2 separate regions of the Homo sapiens genome follow, and region 1 is linked to region 2. The links are chromatin contacts, found by Hi-C or POLR2A ChIA-PET in ENCODE. All regions are on one chromosome and are shown on one strand. The core of a region is the stretch at or near the end of the contact, and the rest is flanking DNA. Distances in the headings are between cores, read along the strand shown. Region 1 overlaps CRADD (CARD and death domain containing adaptor protein). Region 2 holds the start of CRADD-AS1 (CRADD antisense RNA 1).

Evidence for each region. A loop is a pair of places that touch in the nucleus more often than their neighbours do. ChIA-PET counts read pairs that join two places held with the same protein, here RNA polymerase II (POLR2A). Pooled maps may share reads with other maps.
Region 1: a loop to region 2 is called in a pooled map, with 2.3 times the contacts of the local background. The contact joins the enhancer-like site here to the promoter of CRADD-AS1 in region 2. A Hi-C loop is called at or near these places in 7 of 168 maps with a recorded cell type or tissue (Caco-2, cardiac septum, endothelial cell of hepatic sinusoid and 4 more) and 19 of 50 pooled maps. POLR2A ChIA-PET finds 5 or more read pairs at or near these places in 3 of 52 experiments (MCF 10A, activated naive CD4-positive, alpha-beta T cell and endothelial cell of umbilical vein).

Annotation. Positions count from the first base shown.
Region 1 is chr12:93,782,896-93,788,913 of GRCh38, reverse strand. The region is part of intron 2 of CRADD (CARD and death domain containing adaptor protein); the gene reads right to left. Among named protein-coding and RNA genes, the nearest start is that of CRADD-AS1, 48 kb to the right of the region's middle. RefSeq lists enhancers at 2,638-3,837, 3,850-4,349 and a silencer at 4,167-4,461. Within about 2 kb of position 4,358, at least 28 of the 41 ENCODE cell types and tissues checked have a DNase peak (open chromatin) inside an H3K27ac peak, as active enhancers do; they include endothelial cell of umbilical vein, sigmoid colon, tibial artery and 1 more, where a contact is called at or near this core.
Region 2 is chr12:93,734,848-93,741,240 of GRCh38, reverse strand. It overlaps CRADD-AS1 (CRADD antisense RNA 1), which reads left to right and starts at 3,418. Exons shown (of 3, transcript NR_110092.1): 1 at 3,418-3,542; 2 at 5,508-5,676. The region is part of intron 2 of CRADD (CARD and death domain containing adaptor protein); the gene reads right to left.

The DNA of each region.
Region 1 (6,018 bases), core at 3,109-5,608, 47 kb before region 2:
TATGGAAAGGCTGATGACGACAGGGACTAACATCCACAGTTCCCCAAAGGCTCTCCCGTGCCCTGTCTCCTGTGATTCCCACAAGAGTGCTGTGAATAAAACAGTGGTATTGGTTTCCCTTAAATGGTGGGAAAACTGAACCTTGTATAGGTCAGGAGACTGCTAAAGAGAGGCAGAGCTGGGGCTGGAAAGTTTGTCTTTTGATCCCAATGCCATTGCTGTTTCTATGACACCAGACAGCGTTCTCAGGTGGAGGATATCTAGACAACTAGACAACAACTACCTCACACCCTCCCTTTAAAATCAAGAACATTCCTGAATCAAGAATAGTCAAGAGACAAAAATAAATTTTAAAAAATCAAGAACATCATTCTAACAAGGGTCCAGTGGTACATTTGCTAAGGAGGTGCTCTGAGAGCCACCACTGGGCCTCAGAGACCACACACACTGTGGTCAGGTGTTGATACGGGTTGGCTGTGTCCCCACCCAAATCTCATCTTGAATTGTAGCTCCCATAATCCCCACGTGTCATGAGAGGGACAAGGTGGAGATAACTGAATCATGAGGATGGTTTCCTCCATCCTGTTCTCGTAATAGTGAGTGAGTTCTCACGAGATCTGATGGTTTTATAAGAGGTTTCTCCCTTCGCTGGGTACTCATTCTCTCTCCTGCCACCTTGTGAAGAGGTGCCTTCCACCATAATTCCCGAGGCCTCCCCAGCCTGAGAAACTGTGAGTCAATTAAATCTCTTTCCTTTAGAAATTACCCAGTGTTGGGTATTTCTTCATAGCAGCATAAGAACAGACTAATACAGGTGACATGGCAGAGATGGGTTTCCTCCAGAGCGTACACACATTCCAATGGTCATGAGATGAGCCATATTTCAAATGCAATAAAGAGACTTACCACTTCACAACCTCCAAATAATCCTACAAGGAAAAGACAGGATAATTACCAACACTACTATTAATTACTCTCAAGTTTCTTGTTGAGTGAGTTTGCATTCTTGAAGATCAGGCTTCCTTAGGTGAAGCATGCTCATGGCCTCACCATCCTCACCATGGTAAGTGATAATGCCTGCCATACAGTGGACTCCAAAAGATGTTTGTGGAATGAACAAATGAGGTCAATAGGCCACACTACAGAACTCTTTAATTCTCATGTTAAACATGCTGATAGGAAATTATCTGTCCCTAAATCATGGCAGAATAATCACAGTCAGCTATGAGGCAATCCTTTCCAGTTTGGATAGTTTTAAAGAACTTGGTATAAGCATGTATTTCTTTCCATTAAGGTCCTTTGAGAGTGGATCTTATTTGTTTCATTTTCTTGGAGAAAATCTATCCCTGAACTTGAAAAAACAACATTTCAAAGGAAAAAACAAAGACACTGAGTTTGCTAAGAGGTTAAGTACAAGGTTCAGCAGACGTACTACAACACATGCACATGTGAGCACCACTTATTTCAAAGTTAGCCTGTTAGGGAGCTACAAATATATTCCAGTGATACTGGTTTGGGGCAAAAAATGTGCAGAATGCCTTTTTGGAACTATCTTTTTCTCTACAATCAGTTGATGTGATATTAAAAAAAAAAAAAAAAAAAAAAAAACCCTGTCATACTACTTTACAGTCCTGGCTCGTTTTTAACGAAAAATTACTCTAGCCAGTTTAACCACCACCCATGAGGCTGACTTAGTGATGAACAACTCTTGGCCAGTCCCTGACATCAAATCCACCTTCTAAGAATAAATACCACTAGGGTAAAAAAAAAAAAAAAAAAAAAAAATCTTCAGCAGAATGTGCTAAGGGCTCTAAAAGTAAATTCCAAAGAGAGACTTCAAAGATATTTTGAGCAATAGCAACATTATTGGAAGATATGTATAACCTCTCAAAGTGGACTCATACACAATTTGCACAAACTGCAATATAAATCCTTAAATAGCCGAAACATACTTGTAGGCAACAATTCCATTATGTTTTGGTCATCTTTACATTATTCCCCTGGCATAGTGCCTAGTACATAGTAGGGCATGCAGCAAATGTTTTCAAAATTAGATTTTCTATGGGAATAAAGTACAGAATTACCATTAGTCACAGAAGGGCCATTACTCACTAGACTTTTGTCCTAAGGAGAAAATGATGTCTCGTGTTTCCTCATTGTCAAAGGTGGGTTTTATTGCTTTAGGGGCTCTACCTCAAGACAGTAACTGACAGATCTATTTGGTTTTACTGCCTTCTACCTCTACTGGCAAGTAGAAAACTTATCCCTCTGAATGTTGTCTCTTAAAGAAATCTTTATTTTAAAACAACTAAAATGTAAATTGAAGGGATTTCAGAATCTATAAAGAAGCGCTGGCATCTACTACACTTTTAAAAACTGTGAGCAACTGGCCATCAAGACAAAAATTTAAAAATTATACAGGATCTACCTCCATAGAAAAGGTAATGGAATTCCCTTTGAGGATGTGCCTACTATGTATACTTAATACATAGTACCCGCAGTCTTCAGGAAATCCTACAAAAGAGGTATTATCATTCTCATTTCTACAGATAAAGAAACTTGAAGCTTTGAGAAGTTAAATACAGATGTATACGTTTACACATTCCTTAGAGGGCAGAGCTAAGGTTCAAATTTAGGTCTGTTAGAATCCAGGTCTGTCCTTCATCTCTCAACTGTGGAGTTTATTCCAGAAGTCTAAAGCAGAGGGCCCACTGGCCAGCCAAAGGGGGCCTAAAACAGTGATTTGATAAACATGAATGAATTGCCAAAGTTTAGAAATATGAGGTTTTGCATAAAACATGGATTTGTACCTCCATTATATCAAACCTACATCATTCGTGTCTTCATAGGCCCGGCAGTTAATGCTTTTGAGTCTGTGACCTTTGCTATTCCCTGCTGCCTCCCCAACACTTTCTTTTAAAGGAAAAACCAAACCTAATGCTCCACCAGTCCTGTCTTACCTGTATATCCCACAGGAATTTAGAATCATACCATTTTGATGAAGTAAGATACAATCACTGAGATCAAGTACACGACTTTATGGTGAATTTAAGGCCAAAGGGTCACGTGACTTGTTCATGGTCACAAGCTACAGGCCTCGATCCCATACGTCCTTATTCTTGTCTGCTCTGCTACTCAGATTCTCACTGGCAACCAAACATATATATGATTTAATGGCCTGTGAAGTAGGGTAACACCATTCTTCCACAATTCCCTTTGAAATGACTATCATGAGCTTGCATTTCTGATGAACATGCTGGAACTGCTAAGACTTCACATCTATTTTCTTTCATTTGCCAAAAGTCCCCTATAAATAAATCACTCAGCTTCCACATATCCTCTCCTTGGTCTCCCATTCCTGTTCTGCCAGGAGCTGCCAGCAGTAGCTGTGGTTGAATACTGAAGGGGAAAAGAAGCTACAAAGGAAGCCCCAGTGGAGCATCTTTGACTTCTAACCCATAGGCCAGGGGATCGGGAAGACGCATACCAGTGAGTGACTCATAGGTCACACATACCAGTGGGTGACTCAAGCCACTACCCTTTGGAGTAGACACAATTTTTATTTTCATTTCGGATGTTCGTCAGAGGAAATCAGTTTGAATCATTTTCAATTATGTAAATACTAAAGCATATTTCAACCACATAAGATGGTAAAATTTTCTCCTCCTTTCTCTCAAAGGTACTAAGTTTATCAAATTAAATGATAAAACTTCCTCTCCCAGACTAGGAAAATACACCAAAAAATAGCTTGCCAATTGAAAATTATTTTTAGAGGTGTTTGGAGTATATGCATTATCAAACATAGTTCCTATTTTAAAAAAAAAAGCAAAACACAACATTGTACTTATTCCAATGTTTCTATATGTGACTGAAGCCAGAAACTGTATTTGTCAAAATATCATTCTTTTGAGGAAAGTGATCAAATTAATAACGAGTTGTGCCTGAAGAGGTTTTGGAATCTCAAAGTAAGCAGGCTCTGTACTTTTCTAATTAATGAAGAACAGACAGCTCTTTATTAAGAAGAATCGACTTTTTATTTATACCAAAGTGGTGTTTCTTTGACATTTGTTTTTATTTCATTGCTGACCTACTTTCTTTCTGACAGTCTTGAATGAATATCTATTCTTATGTCCTTTAACCGTCTTGCAAGGTAGCCAGGCCAACTGGCTTTCCCCCTGGACAGTAAATCACTCTGGGACTCTGTGTTCTAATATCAACTCGGCCAGAGATTTGCCACGTGTGCTTTATCAGACTCTCCATCTCTTCTGCTTGACTTCAGACATCTGCAAAGCTGAAAAACAGCTCTGACACAGAACAAAGGGTTTTAAGGTGCTCTGAAAGCCCACAGAGGGCCAAACCATGACAGCTGTGGATTAGCACGTGCTCACTTCATTCTGCTGGTGCTTGGAGACTGCACAGTGGTTAGAAGAGGAAAGGCTCAGGGGTCAGACGGCCTGGGTTTAGAGCCCAGCTCTGCCATTTATTAACCGTGCAACCTTGGGCAACTCACTTAACCTCTCTGTGCTGCGGCCACCTCAGCTATAAAATGGGACATTGAGAGTTAAACATGATTAGATATTCAAAAGACTTAGTGCAGTGCCTGTCATACCATAAAACTTAGTAAATATCAGCAGTATTTATTATTTTTCCATTTTTGATGCCCTCACTGACATGCCCTGAGTGTGAGTAAAATTTTGTCATTCAGCTTGACTATATTTAGCGCCTCGATTCTTGAAGGAAACAACGTCAGAACCATTAGTATAATTTCCTAAGATCTAGTCAGACATCTCTAGGGCATAAATTGTTACGTGGGACCAGCCATGAAGTACCGCACTGCAGGTGTTTTGGAAAGTCGCACTAAATCTAAGCAGAGGATGTGAACCCCGTGCACCCTGCAGCAAGAGTTTGGCGAGGTGGCTTGCTACTCACTCTCTTCCCTGACTGATGTCTGGTTCTGACATCCAGAGCATGACACATGACAGATGACAGCGACACATCTGCACATGCCCACCAGCACACCCAGGTTTTACAAAAGCCAATGTCATTTTTTCAGTAAGTAAACAAAATAGTGGCACAAGGGATGTGCAGAATTTCACTTGTTCATTTGCTTTGACATTTTTAGGGAATTTCTTGTGATAGTCCTAAAAATATTTTACAAACACATGAAAAATGAAATTAGCCATTTTTCTCAGGCTTCGACTTCTAACAAAAAAGATTATCAAATATAAGCTTTTGAAGAACAAGCATAAATAAATGTTATTTTATGGCTTAAAGTTACAATTTATAGGCTTTTACTCTTTTCTGAATATGAAGAAAGTTGCCACACATTTTGCTTTTATCACTGCTTGCCTTTGATGAAATCTTTGTAATTGTTACAGTAACAACCATACCTTGCATCTTTCTCACATGCAAAAAACACAAATGCTACTCCACTTGATCTATCTTAATTTACTCATTGTTTAAAATTTATCCATAAACAAAATTAAAAATAAAAAAACTTAAAAATTATAAAATCAGAGGACTACTCCTGGGAGCCAGCATAAAATAAAACAAAAGAGCTCAGATTTTGGACACAGGCAGACCTGGATTTGTGGGTGAGAAACTTAGTCCCTTCTCTGCTTTGATTTCCTCATCTGTAAAATAATAATAATAATAATAATAATAATAATAATAATAATAATAATACCTATACCTGTAACTTGGAAGGCTGATGGTACCAGGACAGTCCCTGGGGGAAAATGTGGCCCAGCAAATGATTTCTTAAGAAATAGAAGGAAAGTAAAAAGGAAAGGAAAGAGGCAAAAAAGGAGGGAGTAGCAGTGACTCTCCCCAGGCTATACAAATTGGGTTATAACCCAGGCCTTCTGCCAAAATTCTGCCTCTCAAATAGAACACTTGACTGTTTTTATTATGTGAATTTTCCATACATAACAAAGTAGAGGAAAGTGTAAAGAACCCCCAAAAACCTATCACCAAGCTTCAACAATTATTATATTTTACCATTCTGATTTCACGTAT
Region 2 (6,393 bases), core at 2,169-4,668:
AAAGCAATAAAACTCATCTTAAAGCAATGCAGTCAGACAAAATCATTGCATCTGTAATAAGGGTAAGTACACAACTCCGGGAGTTAGCAGCCCTAAATATTTCTGTTCTAATGACACACAAGAGATACACAAAATCTATCATTCCTCCCTGATGTACGAAAAAATAAAGGGCAATTTCATAACACCTTTGGTGCTTTCTAACTTAATAGCTGGCCTTCAGGAAAAGCAAGTATAATTTTTGAGTGTTTATAAGAAAGCAAAGGAAAATGTTGCAAAAAATTACTTGGCTCAAAGGCCACAGAGAAAGCCGGAATCTGCAGGACTCACCAAGCTACACAGCTGTTTTAAAACCGAAAGTCAAACAGCTTTTAAAAGGTATTAAGTATTTTCTACAACAAAATCATCAAATATACATACTTCTTTTTATCCTGCAAATAGACATTTTATTTCTATTAGAAAAAAACTATAGTTACACAAACAATAACTAGACTGCTGTAATAAATATAACTAGCCACATAATACTAGTCAACGCTGGCTTTTTAAAAGATTACCAGAGAATTTCAAAATGATTCTGAATGATCAAGTGTGACTCGTATATTTTTTAGGTAGGCATTGATGTTAAGAATATGGCTTTCACAGAAATAGAATCCAATTTATCTTATTTCCATATATTAATCATGGCAACAAATAAAAATGATGACAAAAATCACTAAGATAGTTTCTTTAAATTTTTTTAAATTAAAAACCAAAACCTTAGGTAAATCTGACAATCCTCCCCCAAAATTGGTTTTCGAAAAAAAGTCTTCAGGTCATAGAAAAAATGTAGATGGCTTATAACCCTTAGAATTCCTTTTAGTTAATGAGAATCTCATTTTTGGAATTTCTTCAAACTTAACTGAAATGTTAATGAAAAAGAGAAATATTTAGATGTTGAGAAAAAAAGTTGTTCTAATTATTCTGCTTCACTATCTCATTTCAGCTCATCAAAGTTAAATAGCTAATAAACAACTGGTCTGTTTTGGCAGATTTTTTTTCTATTTTAAAATTCATTACTAAACAGATGAGGTTACTGCTAGTTAAAATTCTGAATCCAAATGCCATACATGCTGTTGTAAAAACTGTGCAGTTTTAAATATATTTTTACTTCTATATATTTTTGAATCTTTAGCCAAACTCCTCCAATAAAGTTTTAGTTTATGATGTTTTCTAAAATAAAAACATTTGTATTTTATGCTATAAAAATCAATAAATGTCTTCTAAAGTTAGGTGCTCCAAAATAAATGATTCAAAAGTTTTAATGAAAGCCCTCTTATAATTAAAGAAGGTGATTGGTAATGAGGAGGAAAATGGGAGGCATATTTACAATAAATCAAAAGCAGAATTGTGATTAATGGGCTCCACAATGATTATTAATGTTCTCCCTATAAAATATTGATGTTTGCATTAATTTAAAAGTACAGACTGGGTTTTTTGCTTTGTTAAATGAAAAATAATTTTTTTCCTATTTTAAAATGAGAATGACTATTTTAAAAACAGAAGACTATGTCCAAGATCTTTCCCTTTCCCCATTTCAAAATTATGAGTTTTCTTTTTGTCTTTCTGAATTCTTGAAATCCAGTGACATTGTCATAGCTCTGAGAACCAAAATAATAGAAACCACTAACTGTAGGAGACAGCCTTGATGCTTTTGATTATATTTTCCTAGAAAGATTTTTATGATATTTAATCTTAATAGCTTTTTTTTTTTAGGAACTCCTCTAATGCCAATAAATGAGAATCTAAATCTCAGGAGTTTAGGCAAATTTAGCCCATCAGCATAGCCTAAAAACAGGATAATTTAATAAAACCTAAATAATACATTAGTTTTTAAATAATATGTTATATACTTTAGATATATATATATATATCCTGTTAAGATTAGTGGGTACCAACCTCATATCTGTATTGGAAATAAGCAGGGTGCAGATTTTTAAAAGGAAAAGAGGCTACACTACTACTCAAAGTCTCCTCAACATTTGGATGCAGGAGAGAAATGGAAAGAAAGTCGAGTTCATCAGGGCTGGTGCCCATCCCATGGCACTACACTTCCTCCTATCCCCTGACCACTGCCAAGTTTGGTCAGGATAGGTGGCTTCGTGTCTCTACATAGTCAGATACCTGTGTATTTTGCTGGGAGAAGGGGAAAAAAAATAAACAAATAAAAATAAAACTCTCTATTCCCAAACTCCCTGCATCCTTTCAAAGTCACATTTTATTAATGGAAATTAAAATGATGAAGAAAGAAACCATTAGTAACCTAAATGATAAGTTTCCCCTTAAAGACACATTTTAACACCAACAAGAGGACTTTCTTCTTTCACTTTCTTCCTTCCTTCCTTTCCTCGTTTCTCTCTCTCCCTCTCTTTCCTTCTTTCTTTCTCCTTCCCTCTCTCTCTTCTCTTTTTCTTTCTAGTCAGAGTTTGTGACTTACTAATTATTTTTATTCTGTTTGAATAGGGTCCCTGTTATCTTTTGTGATTTTCTGAAATGAAGTTAAGATTTCCATTATTTATGAGAATAAAACAGGAGGTTGACACTTTACGCACAAAAAAGAATAACCAAAGGTTACAATGACATCAGTTTTAGTTTTTATTAAGGGCTGGCGTGTGGTGCAGGGGGTGGCGGTGGGAGCGGGGTGAGGCAGGTGTGAGGAATGAGTTTGTTTCTTCCAAGAGAAGGATTTGCTTTGGTCAGTGTTGCTGCAGTCCCAGTGAAGGGGCCTACTCTGCCAGCTCTTCTGGGTAGACTTCATAACAGAGTGGGCAGGCTCAATTCTCTAGGAAGCCTGATGATGGCAACTGCATCTCATGGAAGAATTCCACAAAGGGTTAAATTAGGGTGAGATTGTCAACAGGCTTCAAAAAGGCAGAGTTCCAGGGCCCATGCCTGAGGTCTCATGGGCCTCCTTCAGGTCCTCATCCCCACAGTCTGACACTTTTGGCCCTTCTCTTCTCCAGCTCCCCACCCCATTCTTCGGCCAGTCCTTCCTTTTTCCTCTAACCCTGCAAAAAATGAGCAGCGCTGTTGTTTTGTTCCAACTGACAAAACAGCTAAGAAACAGCAGAACATGACTGCCCTTTGCAAAATGGGCCATGTGATCCTCCTAGCTCAATTCAACACTTACAGTAAAAACGAATAGAAAGGGACCTGTTTATGAAACTCTCCTGCTTGCCTTTGGAATACTCTCATCCTCTCCCTTCTCAGCCTCCTAAATACCCAAGTGAATTTATATAATGAGCTTTATTTTATCACCCTGAAATTCTTCCTCAGTCCAAATTGCTAATGTGGCAGGTTCCAGCTGCCCAAATTCCCTAAACAACATTGCCTGTTCCATAAAAAGCATGCAATTACAAGCACAGCAGTCCTGCTCTGGTTCTTAGAACTATAAACTGACTACACAGCTCCCTGGCCCGGGAAGGCTATGAAACAGGCAACATGGACAATTTAAAGGTGTACAACATCCGAGGTTCCATTTCACCCTCAGGCAGCACGGAGTGGACAAGGTAAGGCCACCCTCCACTTTTCTTCTGGCTACTATATTGATTCTCTGGAAACTCTCTCTGCTCCAAAAGAAACCACCCAATCCCATGGAGAAAAGGTGACACTGAATTTGCACTGCTTTTTATGGTTGCATTTGTTTGACTAAGAGGGAGCAGAGTTCCATACAACAGACTGCTTTAGTTGGGTGACTTGAAAATAACACATACCAGATTAGTTCTCCAGATGCAGATTAGTACTAAGTTTGAATCCTTTCTTTTAAATTAATTAATGTAATCTCAATGTTTACATAATAGACATTGACTTTTATCTGGCACATACAGTATATGACTCTGCCTTTAGCAAAAATACCATTCAAGCTATCTTTAGCAGATGTGAATGTTTTATTTTTATTTTGGGGACTCCAAAGAGAGTCCATAACCTACCTTGGCATTGTCAGATCTCAAAAAAAGCTTTCTTCATACTTGCAATATAGTAATATCTAAGTACTTGGACATCTCTGCACAAAATATATGGGTCCACATCTCCCTGTTTTTCCATATACTATTCCCTCTGCAACCTTGTTCACATAGCAAACTCTAATTTATTCTTCAATAGGCAGCCTATGCCACCTTCCCTCAACTATCCCAGACCAGTAGTCATCACTGCCTCCTCTACCCCTTGTACATTTCTCTATGTGGTCTCACCAGAGAAGTACTATGTTTGCTCATATGTCTGGTCTCACCAGACAGTACCATGTTTGCTCAACTCAAAGTTCCTTGAGGAAATAATTGTATTTGTATCTCCAGTGCCTTGCATATTTTGTATCACATAATGAGTTCTATAAAAGAGAACTAAACTGATGTGGCTATGAAATGATTTACAGCTTTTAACTGGAATGAGCCTAGTACAAGACTCACTTAGATGCTGGTGGTTGATCCTAAGTTTCTCATGCTGTTATCTGCAATCATTTGCTCTTGCTCTACATTCAGAAGAGAAAGAAAAACTGGTGACACTAATCTGGCCTCTATATCATAATTAGACCAGGGGTAGGATCTGAGAAACTAGAAAATATTTAGCCTACCCCTAGTCACATCCTAAAAGACATCAATGTGGAACTCAAGGAACTCAGTGGATTTACCAACATTTATCATACCCTATATCCACCCATTATAACTACTTGAATTGTCATGGATGGGAACAGAAGATAGATTTTATTGTGGAGAACAGAATAAATCTAATAAAAGAAATAACTAGAGGAAAAGTTGGGGCTAGTTGACGTTTTTAAGTAGAGATGGGAAAAACATAAATGATGGTGGTCAGCACAGAAAGTTTTGAATATAAGGACTTTAGAAATCAATGTGGTCACTCTTTTCTAGTAATAGGCTGACCATGGACAAAAATAATAGGAACATTATTCCCTAGTTCCTTTGCAATGTACTGTACTGTTATTTAAGCATCCCAGCATCATGCTTGCTTTGATAAATACAAATCTAGCTCAATTGCCATGATTCTGCTTTGAGGCTCTCTCTTTTTTAATGATTTATATGTCATGCTCCCCAAAAGTCTTTCTAAAATTATACCAAAGGGAAAGAAGCAAAAAAAGGGGAGCTTAAATGTTCTGAGGAGCTGTTAGATGTGCCTGGTGCTTGCTATGCACTTCTTTTTGAGACAGAGTCTCCCTCTATTGCCCAGGCTGGAGTGCAGTGGCGTGATCTCAGCTCACTGCAACCTCCGCCTCCAGGGTTCAAGGGATCATCCCACCTCGGCCTCCTACTAGATGGAAATACAGGCCTGAGCCACCACAACCAGCTTGCTATGCACTTTATATACACCATCTATATGTATACCACCCTCCCAACAACTCCACTTGGTAGGAATAATTATTCTCATTTTAAATCAGTTTTAACCTAGGTGTCTCTGGTTCTAGATCTAGTATTTTTTCTACAAATAATACGGTTCCAATTTCTTTCTTTTCTTTCTTTTTGTAGAGATGGGGTCTCACTTTGTCACCCAGGCTGGGCTCAAACTCTTGGCTTCAAGCGATCTTCTCGCCTTGGTCTCCCAAAGTGCTGGGATTACAGGCTTGAACTACTGTACTCGACTGACTTTTCCTATTTCTAATGTCAGCATGAAGAACACAAGAAGTCAGCTTCAAAGGTAAGAGGTGTATCATTCATTCATTCAACATTTATTCCACAGCTACGATGAACCAGGCACTATAGTCTCTTTGAGGATATAAACATAAATAAGTTCTGGGACTCGACTTCAGCTTGCTCACAGTCTAATGGAAAAGAGACATAAAAACAACTTGGTTTATTCTATTTTCCCTAGGCTCTGTATTTGGATCCCCACACCTTGTCACTTTTTGCTGCCACTTTACAAACTTTCCATATCTTAAGAGTTACTCTATCTTTATTTACACATTAGTAAAACACAAGAAACCTGCCCCATTTCGTAAGCTGCCTACACTGCTAAAATCACATCCTAGAGGGAAGTGAGATGGAACAAACCATAAGCATTTGAACTCGCTTGTGCCGCTCTGGGTTTCCATGCTGCCAGGGTGTTTGTTCATTCATTTATTTGCATATTTTGGAGGGCCTACAGGAGGCCCAGTGCTAGCCAGGGAAACAGCGGTGAAAATGACATAACTAGTGTTCTGCCCCCATGGAGCTTACCCTCTAACCTTTACAGGAAGGGGAGGCAGACAGTCAACAAAATCCTGGATTGTGATAGGTGAGTCATTAAGGAAAATCACAGGGTGCTATGAGAAAGCACATATGGTACAGGGACCTAACCTTGGCAGGGGGATGAGGAAGGCCTCCCCTAGGAAGTGGCATGAAAGCTGAGATCTGTGAGTTGAGTGGGATTAGCTTG